2 separate regions of the Homo sapiens genome follow, and region 2 is linked to region 1. A link is a contact called in ENCODE Hi-C data. All regions are on one chromosome and are shown on one strand. Each heading gives the region's core, a stretch centred on a gene start or an enhancer-like site at or near the end of the contact. The rest is flanking DNA. Distances are from core to core; before and after follow the strand shown.

Evidence for each region. Hi-C counts contacts between places; a loop is a spot of excess contacts on that map.
Region 2: a map of heart left ventricle shows a loop between it and region 1 (3-fold over the local background). The contact joins two enhancer-like sites. A Hi-C loop is called at or near these places in 2 of 168 maps with a recorded cell type or tissue (heart left ventricle and heart right ventricle).

What each region holds. Positions count from the first base shown.
Region 1 is chr9:107,666,368-107,669,449 of GRCh38, forward strand. No RefSeq gene overlaps it. Among named protein-coding and RNA genes, the nearest start is that of KLF4, 180 kb to the left of the region's middle. Within about 2 kb of position 1,604, at least 6 of the 41 ENCODE cell types and tissues checked have a DNase peak (open chromatin) inside an H3K27ac peak, as active enhancers do; they include heart right ventricle, where a contact is called at or near this core.
Region 2 is chr9:108,052,504-108,055,610 of GRCh38, forward strand. LOC105376214 (a long non-coding RNA gene) reads right to left here. Exons shown (of 6, transcript XR_007061722.1): 5 at 698-791. Among named protein-coding and RNA genes, the nearest start is that of KLF4, 560 kb to the left of the region's middle. RefSeq lists an enhancer at 1-379. Within about 2 kb of position 1,313, at least 21 of the 41 ENCODE cell types and tissues checked have a DNase peak (open chromatin) inside an H3K27ac peak, as active enhancers do; they include heart right ventricle, where a contact is called at or near this core.

The sequences.
Region 1 (3,082 bases), core at 354-2,853:
ACCCCAGGCAAAGAAGTGGAGAACACACCCAGTGTGTGAGTTGGTTAGCAACGTACAGTAGGTCATTCCCACAGAGGACATAACATTGGAACTTAGGTCTTAAAGAACGGCCAGAATTTTTCCAGGAGGGACACGTCATGTTTACGGAGGAGAAAATAATTCTATGGGTCTAAAGGCTGCAGAGAGGGCTGGGAAGAGATGGCACACGAGCTGGAAAGACAGATGTGGCCACAACATGAAGGACCTGTTGTCAGGCTGAGGTTTCTGCACATCTTTTCTGAAGACATTAGAGAGCAATTAAATGTTTTTTAGCCAGGAGGGAGATGGTTAGATATCTAGATTAGAAAGTTCATCCCAAGGGCTGGGTGTGGTGGTTCACGCCTGTAATCCCAGCAATTTGGGAGGCAGAGGCGGGCGGACCACATGGTCAGGAGTTCAAGACCAGCCTGGCCAACATAGTGAAATCCCGTCTCTACTAAAAATACAAAAAATTAGCCAGGAGTGGTGGCAGGTGCCTGTAATCCCAGCTATTTGGGAGGCTGAGGCAGGAGAATCACCTGAACCTGGGAGGCGGAGGCTGCACTGAGCCAAGATTGCGCCACTGCACTCCAGTGCGAGACTCCGTCTCAAAAAAAAAAAAAAAAAAGAGAAAGTTCATCCCAATTGGCTGTGGGCTGTGTGGATATTGGGTTGGAGGAAAGCAAAACAGGAGTCAAGGTGACTCCTCTGGAAGGTCCAGCCAGGTACAAGGCAACCAGCGCCTGGTGAAATGTGGCAACCCCAAGAAAGGAGGGGCTGGGAAGTCACAGATAGTTCCCAAACTCTGAAAGATTCTGAGAAGCAGAGTCAATATCTCCTCTCCACGAGGTTGGCTTCTTTTGTAATCCAGCTGCCTGGCTGAGCACTTTCTCTTTTCTTTCCTTCCTAATCACTTTCCCCTTCTCTCCTAATCTGATGACATGAGACCAGCTGTTGAAACAAGACTCTCTTCTGGATGGAGAGGAAGCTGAAATCAACAGTATCCTAGGCAGTCCATGCTTAGGAAGACCTTCCCAGAAAAGCCTGCAGAGCCTAGGTGGAGGCAGGGATTATGTGTTCAGTCTGCATGGAAAAGCTTCTGGACTTATCCCAAGGGGCTCGGCTGAGCAGTTCAGAGACCTTCAGAGTGGCCTCAGGCAGGTGGCCCCAGCTTCTTCGAGAGCGCAGGAGAGGGGCCTGTGGTTTCTCTTTCATGACATGCACCCACTGCGCTGGTCCGAGAACCCCCTGCAGGATTCGTCTTCGCCCCAGGGTGTATGGATCCCCATCAGGACTGGTTGCATCTCTGGAAATGACCTCAGTCTTTGGAATATTTGTTCTTTTTGGCTTATCAAACAATGTCCTCATTTTGCCAGAGGAAAAGGGAAAGAGACTCTCTGAATGAGCAGGCCATCCTTTGTTCTGGGCCCATAAATCTGGCGCGAGCACATGTCCAGCTTTCCCGCCCCCCACTGCATCATTGTCCCACTGCTGATTAATAGGTCAGAGCTAACTTTAAACTGGCATTTCCTGACCAGCCCCTCTCCCTGCCTTCGACCCTGCCTGGCTGTTCTTTAAAAATCTGCTGTATTTTAGAACATGGTTTCACTCTGTCCCGCGGCCTCCGCCTCACACTGTGTTCCAAGGTGACTGCGTTAAGTCTGGTCAAAGCAGTCTGTGCTATTCCTGAGTTGGCAGAATAAGGGCTGAGGCAGAGGGGTGGGCGCACAGCTGAGTTCGGACTGTCTCAGGGTGTTTGAGCCACCGCTGGCCTATCTAGTCTCAGAAGCACATACCAGGGCATGATCAGAAGGGCTGCGTGGAGAGAGGATGTGACAACAAGTATGACATGGTGTTTTATTTTGCCTTTGTTTTTCTTCATGTCCTGCGACTGTGTGGTGTCTCAACCATGCAAAATAATGTAGAAGAGTGGGTCCCAACATGAAGATGTTCTTGATGTTGACTGAGAAAGGTAGGATACAAAAGTTGAGTATCTCTATTATCTAGCCAGATAGTTTTTATGGTAACTATGTTGTACTTGGTTAACAAGGAGGTATTCCTCAAAAGTGGCTTTAGTTTGAGTTGTCTCTTTTGTTTTGTTTTTGGAGATGGAGTCGGACTTTGTCATCCAGGCTGGAGTGCAGTGGCACGATCTCGGCTCACGGCAAGCTCCTCCTCCTGGGTTCAAGCAATTATCATGCCTCAACTGCCCAAGTAGCTGGGATTACAGGCACGCGCCACCACATCTGGCTAATTTTTGTATTTTTTGTAGAGATGGGGTTTCACCGTGTTGACCAGGCTGGTCTCGAACTCCTGACCTCATGATCCGCCCACCTCAGCCTCCCAAAGTGCTGGGATTACAGGCGTGAGCCACCGCGCCCGACCTGAGCTGTCTCTTAACTCTGGGCTAAGCCACAGCATCTCCACCTATGACTACAACCTCCTGCTTGTCAAGAACCCAGTTAATAAGAATTCCAACGGCATTTCCTACCTTAGGCAGTCAGGCTGAAAACCAGCTCATGGGACAGTAACGGCCACATATTGAAAACCTACTGATATCAGGCTGCAGCAGAGGGAAGCTAAAGCATCTTACGCAGATTATCTCACTTAGGAGTTGCAACAACACATTGTTATCCCCACATTACAGGGAGGACATGAAATTCAGAAGAGGATAAGAAGCTGGTCCACGGTCATACAGCTAGTCCGTGAGAGTGGAAATGTCAATCCAGGTGTTTCTGATGACAGTAGCTGTGCTCTTCCTAGTGTTCTGTTTTCCTGATGGCCAACCTAGGATTCCAAAAACAAAATTACCTTGCAAAATGCTCAAGAAGCAGCCAGGCACGGTGGCTCACGCCTGTAATCCCAGCACTTTGGGAGGCTAAGGGGGGTGGATCATGAGGTCAGGAGTTTGAGACCAGCCCGGCCAACATGGTGAAACCCCGTCTCTACTAAAAATACAAAAATTAGCCAGGCGTGGTGGGGCATGCCTGTGATCCCAGCTACTCAGGAGGCTGAGGCAGGAGAATCGCTTGAATCTGGGAGGTGGAGGTTGCAGTGAGCTGAG
Region 2 (3,107 bases), core at 63-2,562, 390 kb after region 1:
GACACTGTGGCATTTGCTGCTTTTCCCCACAAGGGAATACGCATCATCATTTACCACATTCCTCATAACTCCTCCTCCTGAGTCCCTGCTAAGGAGTGACAGGGATTTAAGCTGGATAAGACAAAGGTTCCGAATCCTACAACTCAGCAGGAAGGCAGAAGAAAACAATTCCCTCTTTCATCAGGAGCTGGGGTTTCGTCAGTTGCCTGGTCTACCCGGCTTTTATTGCACAGGGTTGGGGATCATTGGAGGTTTGGGACACATCGCAGGCAGGCTTGGCCCTGCCATGTCTTCACTCCAGGCAGACATCTATTACCCCATCTTCCCCTCCAGTCCTTGCAACAACACTTAATTACGTGACACTCTGAGCTCCACCACCACTTGCCTCACCTGGCTCTATCCTGCAGGCTTGCCTGCTGTGTTATTCCTGTAGGATACACAAATTTTATCTTGGTGCTGCTGCTCCCATGTGAGACTGAGTTTGAGCTCCATCGATGATGAAGAAAGGGTAACAAACACATGCAGAGAAAGTGAGAAGAATGGACACTGGAGCCAGGTGAAACCAGCCACCTCAACTTTTTTAACTTCCTGAGTTTGACTGGGTCTTTGAATGACTAAAGCCAATTTGGGCCCAGATCTTATTCATGAAACTTACATTTCAAATATACGACGTTTCCTCTTCAATGCAAATACTCACTCTAGGCTCTGAGCTGGGGTATCCAGGGTCTCCTCATGACATGGTGGCTGGAACTCATCCCTTGTCTTGGAAATTGTCAAAAGAGCTGAAAATTCTGGAAGGAGCAAGAGGCAGAAAATAAATCTGTGCCTACTTTGGAGTAGAACGACAAGGATATTCCTCCTCTGAGGGAAGCCATGGGATCTGGGATGCTCAAAGCTAACTATCGACAGAAGTTACCAAATGGAGCAGAGGAGAATAATCAACAGTTTCATGGAAACCTCTTAGCTGTAAACCCCTTATTTTCACAAGTCAGGGTGGTTATGGAAAAGAGGGGAGCAGATCTGTGCCCTTGACCTACCCTCCTAGACAACGCAGCCTGGAGAAGAGAGGGTTAAATGGTGTGTGGAGGACTTGAGCTATTCTCCCTCTCCATTCACCCGAAATCCCACTGGGATATTCTAATCTCCTTGGAACACGCTGCATTATCTGTACTTTCAGCACAGCTCACGTTTCAAATGGCAGGCTGCAGAGCAATCTGATTGTTTTATAGGCCCAGCCAAGAGAGGAGCTCCAGTTCCTTTCTCCTGGCCAGGTGCCCTCTTTGAGGGAGAAGACCTGCGGTGTATAGAGACTAGCCAAATGCTTAAAGATTTCAGAAACTTCAAAGGCAGGGGAGGAGCCAGAAACAATAAAAAGGAAAATGATAAACATTCAGCTTAAAGACGGGCTGAGTTAAAATCCCTGAGAAATCACTCCGAGCAGTTAGAGGCCGATTCTCAGAGGCCCGTGGCAGCGTTCCATGGTGTTACACAACGTTCCAAGAAGCAATTATTAGCTTTGTTTTAGTTGTGATTAATACAGTTAACGACTCGTAGAGGTGGAAAGACAATGGAAATGAGGAAGACGAGCACACAGAAAGGGGTCCCTGCTCCAGCCCAGCACTCTCTGACAAATAAGGGGAGTTCATCCCATCTTCAGGGTGTCTAGGAGGTCTTCACCCATTTCGAAAATTCAGTTTTGGAACTATTTGATAAGGAGAAACACAATTTTTTTTTTTAAACAGCCCAAAGCCCTTGCTGTTGAATAGCAAAAGGAAATCTGCTTTATTAAGGGGCTCTTCGCTTCCTGTGGGCAAAGCTTTGCCATGGGGCTCGACATCATTAAGGTCATGTCTGCACAAAGACCAGGAGAGAGAGAGTGATCAGCTGGAATGTTTAGGTCCAAAATATTGGAAGAGCTCAGCCTGATTCTCATGGGGGACTTAAATAGCTCAAGTAGAAAAAAAAAATCAGTAGATTTAAATCAGTGCAAAACTCTGTGTGAGCATTTACTATGTGCCTGACACTTTTCTAGGGATGTATTTTGTTCCAGCAGGCAAGACAAAGATTCCCTTTTCTCATGAAGGTCACATTCTAGAAGGAGATACAGACACAAAATAAAAGCCACAATGATACATCATAGGTTAACATGGACTGTGCTATGGAAAAGAAGAAAGCTAAGCATGGGAAGGAGTGTTAGGAGTGCCAAGGGCTACCTGGGGAGGCAGGAAACACAACAAAATGGGTGGAGATGTTGGGCTTCATCAAGATTGGGAGATCCAAGCAAGGCATGGAGGAGGTGATGAGGTCAGCCTAGAGGTTTCTAGGGGGCATCCAGGAAGAGTGAGGGACAGTATGCCTCAAAGGGGCAAGTCAGGAATGTGCTGTGTGTCAAAACAGCAACAAGAAATCCAGCGTGGCTAAGGTGAAATGAGTACTGAGGCAAGAGGATGGAGGCTCAGAGAAACACAGGGTTGAAGGGAGGGCCTGAAAAGTCTTAGAGCCATTGTGAAGATATTGCCAGAGTAAAATATTGCAAACACAATGTCTCAATACTCTAGGAGACTTGAATAGCTTAGACAGAAAAATAAGAAATATTTACATATATACAGAAAAAAATCATGTCATTGTTATCTTCAAGAAGCTCACAGTCAACTGGGAAAGATAGATAAGTAAACATAGAATAATAATCTTACATGTGATAAGTAGATACTACAAAAGACAAACGCTTTGACTTGGGAGCAAAGGGGATGATTTGTGATCCTGTGTGGGGGAACCAGGGAAGATTTCCTAGAGGAGAGGACACCTGAGCCTATTAAGTTGAAAACAGTAAATTTGTTAGGCATTTTACCCTACACATTTGCCCACAAAGACACGTACACTCCAAGGATGTATGTGATTTGTCCCAGTTACCCTGCACCTAAAGTACCAGTCCGGTTTTACCTCCTACTAGAGCAATTGCCTTCCTGTGTGCAGACCCAGTTTGAGCTGTGTTTGGGGTTGTTTTCCTCCAGCTTTCGGCTGAGGTCATGAAATGAAAAGGCTTGGCCGCAACGGAGCTTCTTAGAAAACTCCGAGCTTGCCTTCTCCTGATGTTACTGGCTTCCCTC